Regions from separate parts of the Mus musculus genome. Here region 2 is linked to region 1. Evidence: chromatin loops called from intact Hi-C (ENCODE). Cell type or tissue: heart. All regions are shown on one strand.

The links. Peaks named below come from ENCODE experiments on the same cell type or tissue, not always from the same donor. Only the 100,000 strongest peaks of a DNase experiment are listed, where the experiment ranks them.
Region 2: it touches region 1 in a loop (3-fold over the local background); 14 of 42 quality-filtered maps call a loop at or near these places.

What each region holds. Positions count from the first base shown.
Region 1 is chr17:50,989,571-50,997,570 of GRCm38, reverse strand. All of the region lies in intron 3 of Tbc1d5 (TBC1 domain family, member 5), which reads left to right. Among named protein-coding and RNA genes, the nearest start is that of Gm31083, 110 kb to the right of the region's middle. In heart, no CTCF peak of the experiment used is centred here; a DNase peak (open chromatin) is centred at 3,730.
Region 2 is chr17:51,284,541-51,292,540 of GRCm38, reverse strand. No RefSeq gene overlaps it. Among named protein-coding and RNA genes, the nearest start is that of Tbc1d5, 110 kb to the right of the region's middle. In heart, a CTCF peak has its summit at 3,572 (motif pointing right); a DNase peak (open chromatin) is centred at 3,560.

The DNA of each region.
Region 1 (8,000 bases):
TTTTCAATGATGATGGCTGTCAGTTTGTCATAGATAGTCTTTATTATATTGAAACATACCTCCTTTATCCATAGTTTTATTATAAAGCCTTTATTAAGAAGGGATGTTAGATATTTTTCAAAGACCTTTTCTTCTTCAATTGAAATGGTCCTGTGATTTCAGTTTTGACTCCAGTGGTTAACTGTATTTATTGATTTATATGTTGAATATGCCTGCTTCTCTGGAATAAAGATAATTTGATCATAATGAGTGCTCTTGAATTTGTTGTTGAATACACTTTACACGTATTTTATTGACAGCTTTAATGTCTCTTTTTCATCTGAGAGATTGTTTATAATTTCTTTTTTTTTTCTTTCCTTCCTTCTTGTTTTTGTTTTTGTTTGGTTGGTTAGAACTTTGCCTCCTCCTTTTCCAATTTATGAAATAATTTCAGGAGTATTGGTGTCCTTTGCTATAGGGTTTGTTTGTTATAATTCTCTGATACATCTTTTGGCCCCAGGATTTATTATTAAACTTTTAAGTGGGAAAGTTTTAAAAACTGCTTCCAACTCAATGGCTGCTATATGTTTACTTAAACTACTTATTTCATCTTGACTTTACTTTGTTAGATCAAATATATCTAGAAATCCAACTATTTCATTTCTATTTTTAAGTTTAATGGAATAGAGTTTAGTTTTTAGGTAGGCCTGATAGTCACTGGATTTTTATAGTATCTGTTATAATACTTGTCAATCTTGCTACATTTTCCAAAGGACTAACAATTTATTTAATTGATTTTTTGTCTTTTGATTTAAATTCAACAAGTTCCACCTTGATGCTTGTTATTTATTATTGTCTACTTCTTTTGGGGTTGTCTTGTTCTTCTTATTCCAATTCCTTAACATTCCCCATCATAAAACACCTTTAATTATTTTTTTTAATTGTATACACTTAGAGCTATACAGCTCACTCCAAGGACTGACTACCTTCATTATAGCCCATAGATATGGACATGTGTTTTCATATCATTTAATTGTAGGAACTTTTAAATTTCCTTCTCAATATCCTACAGTGAGTCATTCTTTTTTTTTTTTTTTTTTCAGACTACAGTATTTCTGCCCATGTCATCTGTGAGAGTGGCTTCAACCAGCTTTACTGTGCAAAGTTTTTCTTTCAATTTCTATTACAACAGTGAGTTAGAGTGGGTTTGATATGGTCTAGGGATCTTGATTACATTAGCTCTTTCTGCCAATTAAAGAATTAAAAGGGAAGAAAAATCTTAAGCCCAACATGTAATAATAGAGGATTCTCCAGTACCTCAGAGAGAAACAGCAATTGAAGAAAATTGATTATTGTAGGTGAGGAAACCCAGTAAGGACACAGAGAAAAAGACCTTCTACAAATCAGAGAAGGAACTAAAACATCGCCTGCACCCCCAAATCAGTCTTTCTGGAGCTGGGATTTTTAGATCTCCAAAGTGTTTCCTTCCCCTAACTTAAGGTTGAACAGTTTGAAGAAAGCTAGAATCATTGATTGACACAGAACTCTTGTATCATATTTCCTAAGCAGGCCTTGAACTTGTTTAGCCAGTTCATCAGCAGCTAGTGTGTAACAAAAGATTGCAAAGCCTTTGTTTTAAGCTTTCAGGCTTTTGTCTCAAGTCAGAAGGGTGAGGAAGAAGCTGGCCATCTCGGAATTCTCCTACCCAGGCATGGCCCCCTCCCTACATGTCTGCTAACTAGGTAGTCTGTCTACCTCCTAGTCCTTCTATGCTTTGGGTATGACTTAGTCCTTTTCTTTTATAGCTTTTACTATACTTTTTTTGTTGTTGTTGTTCCATATATTTAATGTTTTAGCTGTAACATTTTTATTATACTTGGGCTCACAACTTGTGCTCCAAGTCAGATCTGCCCACCCATCTTCAATAAGTCAACTTTAAAAAGCCATATTAAATATGGAATTCATGAAAGGAGATTTATTCACTGTGGCCACATTGGGAAGAGGGACAAAAATCTAGAAAATGTTTCAAGTTTGTCTTCAGTGTCCTGAAGGGAGATCACATTTAAAGAGAGGACCAAGGATATGCACAAGTAAGCAGTCCCACTCAGGGTGTGCTCCATCCACCACTATCGGATCCCCAGTCTCACCCTATTGGGTGATCTACAGGTTGTTAGGGTTGTGAGAAAACTCTTTCCTGGAAACAAAGGTCCTCTTTTGGTTGCTGCCTTTTCCTTTATGTAACATTAAATTTCCTGAGAAAATTCCAATTTGTTTGAGGCCCATTGTTTCAGTAGTCTTGATAGTCAAGTTGACTCAAGCGTCTCTTTAAGATATCTCCATTTCTGTTAGACTGGTTACAGTTTCCTACTTTCTGTCTTAGCATCTCACTCTTGAGGTGCAACATGTCTATATTGGAAACAAATATAATGCAAATAGGGAGTAAAATTAGAACATGTTTTCTTAATGTGGGGCAGCAATGCATGCAACCCATTTTCATAAGCTCTTGGTCTTTTGTTACTTTTAGAAAGGTTGGCTCAGGCAGTTTCATCTTGTTGTTTTGAGAGGGTCTTTTCAAAATGCCTAGGCTGGCCACAAATTTATGAACCTCTTCTTTTAGCTTTACAACTCACAGGAAAGCACACCATGACTTCTGTGACTTTATATCAGTTCTTCCAACAATCCCCCCCCCCCCAAGCCCCTTGCTTCTGAATAGTATTTTCTGAAGACAAAGTCTAGTGCTTTGTTTTCCATAGTCCTTCAATGCTGGGGAATGATCACCCTGGTTGGTCTGGTTTGATCCCATGTTTGGAGATATAAGTCAGGGAGTTCATGCCAATAAACCCTTTATACCCAAGCTAAGCATATGGTGTACTGAAGAAATGACCTTTAGGTCAGACATGCGAAATCCATTCTGTTTGTGCTATGGGTAATATCCTAGCATCTCAAAAATGTCATTCGGGTTCCTTATCAGAAGCTATACTTCTCTAGTTATATTCTGTAGAATGTTATAAGGCTTTTCACTACCATAGCTACCAAATCATACACAATTGTAAGCCATAAGTCTTTTACAAAAACATAACCAGTACTAAAACTACTATAAACCCTGTAAACAGTGTGGTCAGGATCTGCCTGCAATCATCCACATTTGCCTATATGTATAGTTAAAGAGCCTATAGTTAAAGATTCTGAAACAGAATGGTTTTAAGTCTTCCAGTTATACAAGTCACTGATAGAGAAGGAGACATAAACCATGAATGAGTGGAACTTCCACCCCAGTCACTACTCACATTACTCAGATTACCCCAGTGTGACTAGAACACTTTACAGGGCACACAGAGCTGCTTAAGCCTCTAGGATTAGACTGCAGGGGTTCTCTTGGATGAGAGGCTGGGCTGTTGCCCTCTTCCACACAGGGAACAGGACCTTTTTTCACCTAGAGCAGTATTCACCTAAGTAAGACAGAACCAAACAGTCAGGAAGAGATAGATCAATTTCTTCTAGAATGGCTGAGAGAACAGGCAGAGGTTTTGACTTCCTCTGAGTGCCCTGGCCAAGACAAATGTAATTTAGAGTCAATACCACAAGAGCACAGGTTGTAAGCCAGAATGGAAGTACTTTTTACAAGAGAACGATTGTTTACTACAGGGAAACTGGTGGCTGCAACACTTGGGAGCTGCTGGTGTAATCATAGCAAAAGGCAGTAGCCAGCTGCTGTGCAGCCACTTTCACCCCTGGAAAGCAGGATATTGCAGCATGGGTGGTCAGCCCACTGTGGCCTGTGAGCCTTCAGGAAGTCATGTGCTGTCTCAGAGATAGTAATGGCTACAGTCTTGCAATGACTCACTACTTCCCCATTTTAGATCTGTTTCTCCAACCAATATAACTGACAAAAACACACAAAGTGAAATAGACACACATCTCTCATACTGAGAGACACATAGTAAAGTCAGCCAGGGGTGGCTACCATACACTCATGTATCTGAACAGGCCAGGTGAGTTCTGTGATGCAGAATCTATGCTCCTGTATGTCTTCTCCTCTTGTGTCCTACCTAGATGTCACCTCCTGCAGATGACACTTAACCTTTGGAGTCATCCGAATCAGATGACTTTTGTCTTTTGGGGAACTGGATTCAGATGCTTCTAGAGTACTAGACAGTGATTGTTGGGAGAGGTTTTCCCCAGCGCCTGGGATAAATCAAGGTACATACCCTCTAGGACTCCTCTATAGCCAGAGTATTCCTTCCTACTCCTGTGGGTACCATCAGTTTTGGGATCCAGTCTCTAAGGCTCTCACTGGGGCATGGGCACAACCTGAACCTCTAAAATGCTTCAGGGAGTCCACCAGTTATGTCATAGCCCACAGTCAGTTAAAAGTCAATTCCTGTTAGTTGGGAGTACACTTAGATATTCTGTACCTAAATGTAGTATCGGACATTTAGATCAAAGTGCTTTTAAAGGCAAAACCCTATCCTGTATCTCATCTGGCAGTTATAGGTGGATATTTTGTGCAAGCAAGCAGTTTGGCAGAAGCTATAATACACAATAAACTGGAGTTTTAATAAAACAATAAATAACGTTTTGCTCAAGCAGGTAGTGTAACAGAAGCCCAGATAAATTAGCTGGGGCATCTTGACCTTAGTTTTTTAGAATCATTTAAGTAATTTTCCACAGGTTTCTCCATCAAAGAGATCAAATTATAGTTAAATCTGAAATGGACTCAGCAAGAATACAAGGTAGAGGAAACTCTGTACTATCTTGCCCTTTTATAGTAGGAAAGGCCTGTATTGAGGCAGCCTAATGAAACTCCTTATTCAAATATATTTTTCTTGCTTTCTGTTTTCTGTAAGATCAGTTCTAGAAGTGTTTAACAATTGCCTTGCCATTGAATTTTAAAATCCTAGGAAAGTTAACACATTGGTCCAGTTGCATGAATGCAAACTTGAATTAGAAAATGCATTTATTAATTAGGGCATACTTAACATTTTTCTAGATACCTTCTAATTTGTTAGTTTGTATAAAATCAATAACCAATTACTTTGATATCTGTTATGGTGTGTAGTAATAGTTAAATTTGATAATTAGTTTGTCATAGATTTTAAAATATAATAATATAATAATTTTTAATTTTCATTATTATCAAGTTTGTCATTTCTGTTAATAATTATGCATTATAAAATGGTAAATGCAAGTAATTATAGGTTTCAAATTTTATAAGCTATTTTTAAAGTAACAATTCTTTAATAGAAAATACATTTTACAAATTATATATACTTTCTGATTCATTACTTCTTGGAATTTTGAAGGACTCATAATTTTTTTAATTGAGTATGAAGGTTCCAGTGAGTTTGATTTATAGTGATAGATGTTTTGTAATATTAATGATATGCTTGAAAACATTTATCTTGGATTTTTTGTATGAACTTTGAAACTTTAGATTCAAAATTCTTTTAATATTGAATGAATGTATTCAATTATCAACTAAAAAACATGAATGAGATTAGTTACCATTGTTAACAAATGGCAGTTAATACCCTGCAAATAGTTTCTATTTGAATTTTTTAGATACAACAAAAAAGATATTAACTCCCTATAGTGTTTCAGTTAATGGATGTCTTTTCATTTTTATTAAGTTTTGCACACCCATTATTAATACTGTCTTAAGGAACCAAAAAAAAAAAAAAACCAAACCAACTTTTCTTAAGACAAAATGGTGTTAGTCATCCAAAGTTTTAATAAAATTCTTACTTGTATTTTTTTTTTTTAGACTGTATTTATAGATTGTCACTTGATGAATCAGTCTTGTCTAAACAGGGAGAACTTGTAGTGAAATTTCAAGTGTATGATTCATTGACCTTAATATTATTGTCTATGTTTAAATGAATATTTTCTAATACTCTTTGACGCCATGCTTACTTTTAGGAAGCTCTTCTCTAAGTCTGTTTTCGTGTGCTCTCTCCTGCCTATTCAGATTTTATTATTATAGAAATATAATAACTACGATTAACTAAATTACAACATTGTAGGCTGCAAACCTCTCTGGAAATAGGATATGTATATAGTAAGGGTTTGCTGTGGTCATGGCAGATAGCCTGTAGAGTTGGTGTAGCTCAGTGCTAAGTTCCATTACTATTAAAATAAGACCATAACTTAGTATCTTTTGTTAAATATTAGTAAAATAAATTTTTCCTATAGTAAGACATAGTTATGTGCAGGACTGTAGAAGCTCATTATTTTGGAGAATTTTGTGGATCATTGACGCTATCTAGGAAATGTTTTAGAGCCTCAGTATGGCCTTTCTGTTAATCACTCTCCAAGCTGTGTACTTACTTCTAACAGTCTGTAGAGCTCTATTGCTCAGGACTCATCATGAAGTCCTGTGTCATGTGCCCTAAGTTTGCTCAGAGTACAGTTCACAGAAGGTAACTTCTAGTGATAGGCTGTCCCCACCAGCTCAGCAAGTTCTTTCTACAACTATCCATGCCATCCACCTCCACGGGAAACCCAGCAACACCTTCTGCTACTTTCCTTTCATAATTTTCTGAATTTTTTTCCTTTCTTTTTTATAACTTTGTGAGCATGTTTGAGTGTAGATAGTGTATCTGTGTTTAAATGGGTCAGTTCCTGGAAGGTGTGGACATGGGTTGGTTCTTGGAAGCAAGAGATCAACATCAAATGGCCTCTCCTATTTTTTTCCACCTTAATTTTTGAGACAATATTGCTTCACTGAACTTGGTGCTTGTTGATTTGGCTAGACTTAGTGAGTAAGGAGGACCAGGATCTCTGTCATTTGAATTGGAGTTGCAGACATGATAGCCATATTAGCTTTCTATAATATTATATTCTATAATATCTATAAAACCTCAGGTGTTTACGTGTATTTGCGGAAAGGGCTGTGCCCACTGCACCATTTGATTCTCTGCTATTTAAAATATGCACTCAGAAGGCAGAGGCAGGTGGATCTCTGATTTCCGGGACTGCTAGTCCACGGTACCAGGACAGTCAGGGCTACACAGAGAAACCCTGTTTCAAACAACAACAAAACAAAAACCAAAACAAACAAAAGAGCAAATGTGGTACTGAATGTAACATGAAGATTTCATGAAACTTTTCTCAGTATCTTGATGACATACATAACCTCTATTCTCTGAGACAAGTTGATCTGACTTAAAACAATGCCCAAAAAATATTTTCTTTCCAAAGAGTTTTTATTATTTAAAAATAACAATTTTAAGATAGAGAAATTAATCAGACCATTATTTGATCTTTAAAATGTAGATAAATTCAAGATAATAAAGAAGATTAAACTGTCTCCTCACAGTTTGCTTTAAAATACTGTGTATCGGCACATGACTACATTTTAACCATAATATTTTTAATCATGCTTTCTGAGGATATTAAAGTTAATAAAACATTTAATTGCTTTTTCTAATCTTAGTTTGAATCAAAGCCTCTCCCCTATACACTAGTAGAAACCTAAAAAGTAAATACCACTTCTCTGACAGGTCTTTCTTGAGTGTGCAGTGTTTTTCAGTGTTCCGACTTAGCCTGCGGTGATACTTTCAAATTCAGTGCTTTCAAATGTAAGCTAAAGGCACATTTGAGTAACTATTCTTATCTGTAGTGTTTGTCTATCTACTTTAACCTAGTTTAAATATTTTTATTCTTTTCGAAACAGATAGATCTTGGTGCATAAAAAATTTCTATAGAAACTTATTATAAATCTTCACTTAGCATGATTTCAACAGTTCATGGATCAAACAAATAAATATCATTATCTCAACATGAGTGTAGTTAAAGCAAAAAGAATATCTTGAGTTTACTTATCCTATTTTGAAATTTAAGTTACAGTTATATGATTATTGTCATAATAACTTAGATACATATATGTTAGAAATTATTACTTGAAAATACTGGGGATTTGTATAATCATTCCAGCTAACACAAATTGAGAACATTTTTTTCTTCAAATGAGCATATTACTTCATTTTTAATTTTTCCCCTTATTGAAAATAGAATCTTTT
Region 2 (8,000 bases), 290 kb before region 1:
TATTTGGCTAATAAGTCACAATCCATCATCGAGGGAAGCCAGAAACCTTGATGCAGAAACTGAGGCAGAGACCATGGAGGAATTCTGCTTCTCATGGGGGTTTGCTCCTCATTGCTTGCTTTCTTATACCATGCAGGACTCCCTGCCCAGGAGTAGCACCATCCACAATGAGCTCTGCCCTCCTACATCAATAATTAATCAAGGAAATGCTCCCATATAGTTCTATACAGGCCAATCTGTCAGAGATAGTTTCTCAGTTGGTATCCTAGCTGTGTGAAGCTGACAAAAATGTAAACGGCACAGAGCTGATCTCTCAGATTTCTCCTTCAATATTCTGTCATCTTCTCTCCATCAAAAGTCTCAATGCCCTTTTAAAAAGAGTAATCACCCATAAGCTCTAGTAGGGAAGGTATTGATGTTGTTTTGCTATACGGATATGTTATCAAACTGCCATCTAAATACTTAGGCTTATAGCCATAGATTAGTGCTGTGCTCAACGTTGGTCAGCAAGCTTCTTTTGCAGTGGGCAGCAGTCAAGGCAGAGACTCATAACTGGTGGAAGTGCTGAGACAGGAAATAGCTGTTGAGTGCCTGGCCATCAGTAAGACATTTATATCACAACCCAGCCCTCTCACCAAGGATCAGAGAACAGTGTAGAAGAGCCAGATAGATAGATTAGATTAGATAGATAGATAGATAGATAGATAGATAGATAATTTTTTTAAAAAATGGAAAAGCTAGAGGGTGGAGAGGAGTCCTATGAAACGCCATCATCTGTACATGTTGCAATCATGAATACATTGCAGCTATGGTGACCTTCACAAGCTCAAGCCAGTAAGATTGTCAATATTTTAGCAGATAGCATTAAATGAACAATGATCCCTGAGTCTTGGAGAAGAAGTTTCTCCCTAATTGGTGCTTTCAGGAAACCCTTCGTGGATACACTCCTAGGTATGTCTCCTAGTCGATTCCACATACTTTCAAGATGACAATCAAGATTAACTAACACACAGTAAAATACTGACCCAGTAACTTCCCAGAGAGACCATGTAACACAAACCCCAAGTGAAATGCCTTAGTTGTTCACTAAGAAATAAGAGATAGGAAGAAATGAACATATATTACTCTGTCTTTCACCCACTGATAGTTTTGAAATTCACATATCTATACACTCTCTCTGCAATTGTGCTCAGTGTCTGGATGTTACAGTCTGGATAGTGAATGTCCAGTCTCATGTGTTTAAGTGGCTCTGCAGGGTTGTTCTGAGGACTAAATGCTACCACAAAGATTAACACACATGTGTCAGCCTTTGATACTGTTGGGAGGCTATGAAAACTTCAGGAGGCAGAGTCCAACAGAAGAGAATCAGCTTACTGGAGTGTGCCCTTGAAAGAAATTTTGAGACCAAAGACACCATCTTTCTCCTTTTTCCTCATGGCCACCAAATGTGAGCAGCTTTCTTCATCATTGTTCACAATACTTATTTTGTCACAGGCCGAGGAGTCAGAGAAGCAACCACTTAGAGGTTAAAAACTCTGCAGCCATAGGCTAAAATACCTTTTTTCCTCTTTTACACTTTTTATCTTAGTTATCTGTCACAACAAAAAGCTGACTATGAGCTATGCAGTCAGCTTTTATCTGAGGCTATAACCAATTCAAAAATTCATCACCTTTTATTTGCTCTCCTGGTTTCTCTGCTGTTTTATTTTTTCCCTCATTTGGTTGTCCTGGGGTTGTAACCTACAAAAATACTGGGATATACTTCATGTTTTAGCTCTGTGTTCTAGAGACTCAAAAGTACACAGTCATTCCCCCACACACATTCTGACTCTCACACATACTCACACACACTCACAGACACACATAATCACACACATACACACACACACTCACCTTTTCCCTCCCTCTCTAGACAAGACCTACTTAGACTTTGGGCTTATTTTAGGGGTCATGGCCCCTTCTCTCTATATAACATCCTAAAACAGCCTGTGTATGCCTTGACACCCACATCCCTTCCACAACAAAACTCCTACTAATCTTTGTAGTAATGCTCTTCACAGAGAGCACATGGTGTGCCCAGCTTTGTGGTGGCATTTAGTCCTCACAACCACCCTGCAGAGCATCCAAACAGTGTAAACACTCATTCCTACTGAAGTATAAGCAGCTGACTCTTAGCCTTTGGAGTTTTCTGGATGAAGTCGATCCCATCAACAGAAATGAGTCACTCCATCATACTTTCATGTATTGCGTCCCACTCGACCAGCAAGAAAGACGCAACAAACCGGAATCTTCTGCGGCAAAAGCTTTATTGCTTACTTCTTCAGGAAGACCCTGAACCGGGAAAATAGCGCTGCTTATATAGCCCGCAGCATGACGTTTCAGCACCTGATATGGCGTGACAGCTCATGATTCGTTGCTCGTCCATCACCCCACTACTATGTCCCGAGAATGGGCAGTGACTAGGAGTGAATTCACTCTCGCACCTGCGTACAAGGCTTGTTTACTAGTTAGGCACAGCGGAGGCCAGTGCCATCTTATAATGGCGATTGCTCGCAGCATGCCCGGCTCTCCTCAGCGATTGCTTGCAGCACGCACGTGATTGCTCGCGGCATGGCTCTCCACATCATGCATCAAGGAGCATGGGGCTCCATGGGGCAGGCAGGACTCTGCCCTTCCTCATGCTCCTCAATTCACAGCCCCACACAAACCACTGACTTGTAGCTTTGGAAGTAGCTTGCCATTGCTTCAAGAGTATGTGTAATTCAAAGCCCCCTGAGATCAGACAAGTCTTTTATTTCTTGGGTATTCTATGTTTGCTTCTGAACTTGATTCCAGCCTCTGTTTGTTGAACCCACTCATGCTAGTGTATTCACTTTCTCTGTATATAATTGTGTCTAAAGAAACAAGGCATCCAAACGCAGAGGGGACCCAGACTCCTTCAACTTTCTTGCATATTTGATGAATTGCAGTTCAAGATATCCACGTAAAAGTGAAGTTACACATTATATAACCGACTGTTAGCTACACTAACCCTGGCCAAAAAAAAAAAAAAAAAAAAAAAAAAGAATGCCTGTCCTAAGATATGCCCTATACCACACTATGTGCTCTCTGTGAAGAGCATTACTACAAAGATTAGTAGGCCTTTTGCTGTGGGAAGGGATGTGGGTGTCTATGAGGATGTGTGTGGTGGACTCAGGGCTCAAGGCATACACAGGCTGTTTTAGAATGTTACATAGAGAGAAGGGGCATGACCCCTAAAATAAGCCCGAAGTCTAAGTAGGTCTTGTCTATAAGATGTCTATAAAGAAACCATGAATAGAAGAGAATAAAAAGACCCCAAACTCAGTAAGGCAGCATTCTCCCCCCACCCCTACCCACATGCAAGTCACTTATGCCTTACTTGTAAACAGGCCGAGTTGAGAGGCATTTTTACCTCCTTGGTGTTGCTGATACAGGCCAGATTAAACCAGAGGAAAAGCAGATGAAGGCAGGTTTATTGGGAGGCCGCTCTCTGATGGGTTCACTGATCTCACAGATGGAGGTCAGTAAAGTCATGCACCCAGAGTACAGCAGGGGGCGGTATAGAGCTTCTGCAGGAGGGTTAACATGTCGGCCAGGAGGTGAGATTGTGTCCATGCATGGTCAAAAACTGAGGCCCTGGACGGGCACAAAAGCTTTCTTTCTGTGGGCGGGGCTGGGGGAAAGATGACAGATGGGGTTTCCCAGCTTGTGTTGGGATTAGTATTCGTATTATTTTCTTGTTCTAAGACATTGTCTCATGTTGACCTCAAACTTCCGATGTAGCTGAGGTTCGTCTGGAACTCCTGAGCTTCCTGCCTCCACTTCCCAAGTTCTGGGACCACAGTCAGATGCTACCATGTCTGACTAAATTCTCCATGTGTTGTATTATTGCAACAAAAACTAGTGAGAGCCATCTGTGAAAACAAACCAGAAATGACCTAATGACCTCATTTCAACCTAATACTAGTGACCAACAAAAGAAAAAAAAAGAAGAAGGTTCAAAAAGAATTTTACATTATTCTAAAGATCATTTAAATATATGGACTTATATACATTTTCACTAGTACTAATAATGACTTCATTGCCTATATAGATTGTGTCTTGACATATTGGTTAATGGTATATAAAGTATACAGATGATGGTAATGATAACATGATATTATAATTAATAAAATATTTAACAAATAAATATCTAAAACACAGAGGCCTGTGCTGTTTTCCCATGATTAAGCAATATTCAATCTTTTAAAAAAAAAAATTATACCCAACATGTAAAGAAACAGTTGCGCTGTTATGTTGAGACAGGGTTTCGCTATAACGCTCAGACTGGCCTTGAACTCTTGAACTTGTGACTTTCCTGCCCCTGTGTTCAAAGGGTTGGGGTTACTAGTGTGAGTCACCAGGTTGAATATAGAGTTCGTTCTGAGCAGCAAAGCACAAAAGGAGAAGTATGGCTACAGGAACCCTAATTTCTTCTGCTTTGCTGACCGGTGACACATGTAAAAATGATCAGATAGGCATAAGGCAAAAGAACACCTTAGTCGGGATTTTTTTTTTTTTTTTTGGTCGTTTTTCGAGACAGGGTTTCTCTGTGTAGCCCTGGCTGTCCTGGAACTCACTTTGTAGACCAGGCTGGCCTGGAACTCAGAAATCTGCCTACCTCTGCCTCCGGAGTGCTGGGATTAAAGGCATGCGCCACCACGCCCGGCTCTTAGTCGAGATTTTAAAAAACCAATCTAAAATTCTTTCCAAAAAATTTACTGGAATTTGAACCCATTTCATGAGAGATATAGAAAACAGTCCCAACATTTTGGGAAAGATGTGACAAATCACAGGACATTACAAAAACTTGATACATAATTTGTATGAAAGTACAGTCATTTCTGGTTTGTTTCCACGGAGAGCACTCACTAGTTTTTGTTGCAATAATACAACACATAAAGAGTTAAGCCAGGCATGGTAGCATCTGACTGTGGTCCCAGACCTTGGGAGGTGGAGGCAGGAGACTCAGGAGTTCCAGACCAACCTCAGCTACATAGGAAGTTTGAGGCCAACATGAGACCATGTCTCAAAACAAGAAAATACAGTAATACAGATACTAACAATAAATGAAATTTTTCATTTTATTAAATAAAGTTTTAAAATGTGGATAAAATGTAATTTCAACTAGTATTTGGTGGTAAAACTGTTAGGGCCAAGTTTTTGTTGTTGTTGTTGTTGTTTTGGTTTGGTTTGGTTTGTTTGATAAAAATTATAAGGATTTTAGCTAAGCTTTCTGAGAGCTCTCAGGCTTCATTCAACATTCACTCTGCTGCATGAGGTCAAGCATCAGCAGCTAAGGAGTTGGAGCTGGGAGTACATAAAATCCTTCTGGACACCATTGGTACACTCAACTTTAGTTTTTAAACAGCACTGAAGTGAACTCTTTAAAATGAAGTGAGACACAGGTGACCATGGCTACGTTTTCTTCAAAACAAAGATGTGGAAAGTCCCAAGAACTACAGGTGCATGTGTACATGAAGAAGTGTTCCAAGTAGGTAACTTTCTTCTGTGATAGAAACAGGGCCATCTGAGCCATAGGTATCTCAAAGTATATTTGTAACGATAACAAAGTAGTGTTTCAGTAATGAATAAGAAGAAGCTGGCTGGAAAAATAAAGACATTTAGGATAGGTATATGGATAGACTTCCATAGTTAATTGATTTTAATGACAAGTAAGATAATTGCATCCAGTGTCTAAATAAAAGACCTCCCATCAGTGCGTTCTAAACATTTGAAAACACGATTTAAAAAAAAAAACTTCCTTAAAACTCTTCCAAGCAAAAATTTCAGTGGAGTTCAAATGCATTTGATAAGAATGACAAATGGCAACATTGCTTATTGGTTTGTAAGGACTATAGATTGATATCAGAGAAGACAGAAGCAAGCAAGCAAGGATTCGAATGCATGCATGTATGTGTATGCGTGTGCTGCATGTATAATTGTATATGTGTGAACATGTTGGGGGAAGGTGGTGTGTGTTGTATGTGTGATTGTATATGTGTGCACAGGATCGGGAAGAAGGTGAGTGTGTGTGTGTGTGTGTGTGTGTGTGTGTGTGTGTGTGTGTGTGCCCACACATACTCAAAGGGGAAAGGTCAATATTCAGTATCTTCCTTAAACATTTCTCCATCATATATTTTGAGACAGATTCTCTCCTTGATCTCACTGATACCAAACCATCTAGCCAGTAAATTCCAGGAATTTGCCTATCTCTGCTCACTTCAAGCCCCCATCAGCATTAGGATTACAGGTTCATGAAACCACACGAGGCTTTTTAGATGGGTGCTAGGGTCTGAACATATGAACTTTATGCTTGTATAGTAGACACCTTACCGACTGAGCCACCTCCCCAACCCTTACCAGTCAACTTCCCATAGTTCGTGAAGGGTATCTATTCAAAATAGCAATAAGAAAATTCTCTCAATTGGGCTTAAGTGTGTTTGTATATTACATTATCCAGAAGCAAAAAGAAATACAAAAATCTTTCAATGGTTTAAAAATTAAGAAGCATCTATTTAAATGACTGTATCAAAGTTTAAAAACAAAGTGATGCAAACTCAAATACAAATAACAATCTTTAAAAAAAAGACTTACACCATTGATAATTCAAATTAAACAATGATCTTGTGTGTCTTCATTAGCTCATTCTCTGGCATAATAGTTTTCTCTATAATTGGTAAGTATAATGTTTAGAATGAAAATGACCCCCATAGGTTCATATATCTGAACACTTTGTTACCAGTGACCGGAATATTTTGGAAGGATTAAGGGGTGTGGCCTTGTTCGAGAAGTTGTGTCACTAAAAGCTGATTTTAATACCAGACCGATCTCACTCACTCTGTCTGTCTCTGCCTCTCTCTGTCCCCCCTCCCTCTCCCTCTCTCTCTTTCTGCTTGTCTGCCTTTGGATCAAGACGTGAACTGCAAGCCCCATGCCTGGCTGAGTGCCATCATGCTTCCTACTATGATGATAATGGACTAATCCTCTGAAACTCTAAGCAGGCTCGCAGTTAAATGAGTTCTTTTATAACATTTGTCTTGGTCATGGTGTCTTCTCACAGCAATAGAACAGTGAGTAAGAGAACAAGTAAATAACTATGTTAAAGGTACACAGGCAAAGAATCTTTAGTTATAAGAACACACAAACATCTTGGAAAGTCTCAATTCTTGTGTCAGTGTTAATTACAGGGCATTTTGTGACACCATACAGCCAGAATGACATGCGACATCACTGGAAATGCAAACTGGAAGGCTCTACTCAGTACTCGCTGAATCAGAGTGTGTCAGACCAGAGGATGGGGATATGGAGCCTAACAGAATCTTGAAGTGATTCTGTGATCTAGTTTCAAATACATCATCCTAAAACAAGTCTGATCCAAACACTTTAAACATAACCTGGTACTGAATAGAGACCAAAGTCCTCTCCATCCATTCAGAGCCTCCTTTCTTGTCCCCTCATGACTCCTTATAGAATTTGGATGCACGTGATATTCATTCTCTGTTCTCTCCTTTGCTTCTGCTCTTTTCTCACTTGGAATTTCTCTCCTCAGCCTTCCTGAGGCTATGTAACCAAAATATCCACAACTTTTCAATGTTTGCCACACACATTGCCTATTCTAATACTTGCATAATATCAAAAGAAGAAAAATAAAATTAGCTGGAAACTCTCCTCCCCTCCTCATATCTCTCATATGTATTTTATTGCCCAGAGCATGTCATCTGTATGGGTGGGTCTGATACTGTCCTGTTTCCCAATTGGTTCTTGATCTGTCAATAAAGAAGCCATAGGCCAATTGCTGGGCAGAAGGAATAGGTGGGACTTCCAGGTCTCTGGTGGAAAAGAGATAGAAGCAAGGGAGGAGGGGAAGAGTTTGCCAAGCTTTGGAGAAAGAAAAGTCAAGCAGCTATGTAAGGACTCAGGAGGAGCAGTGGCCTGTG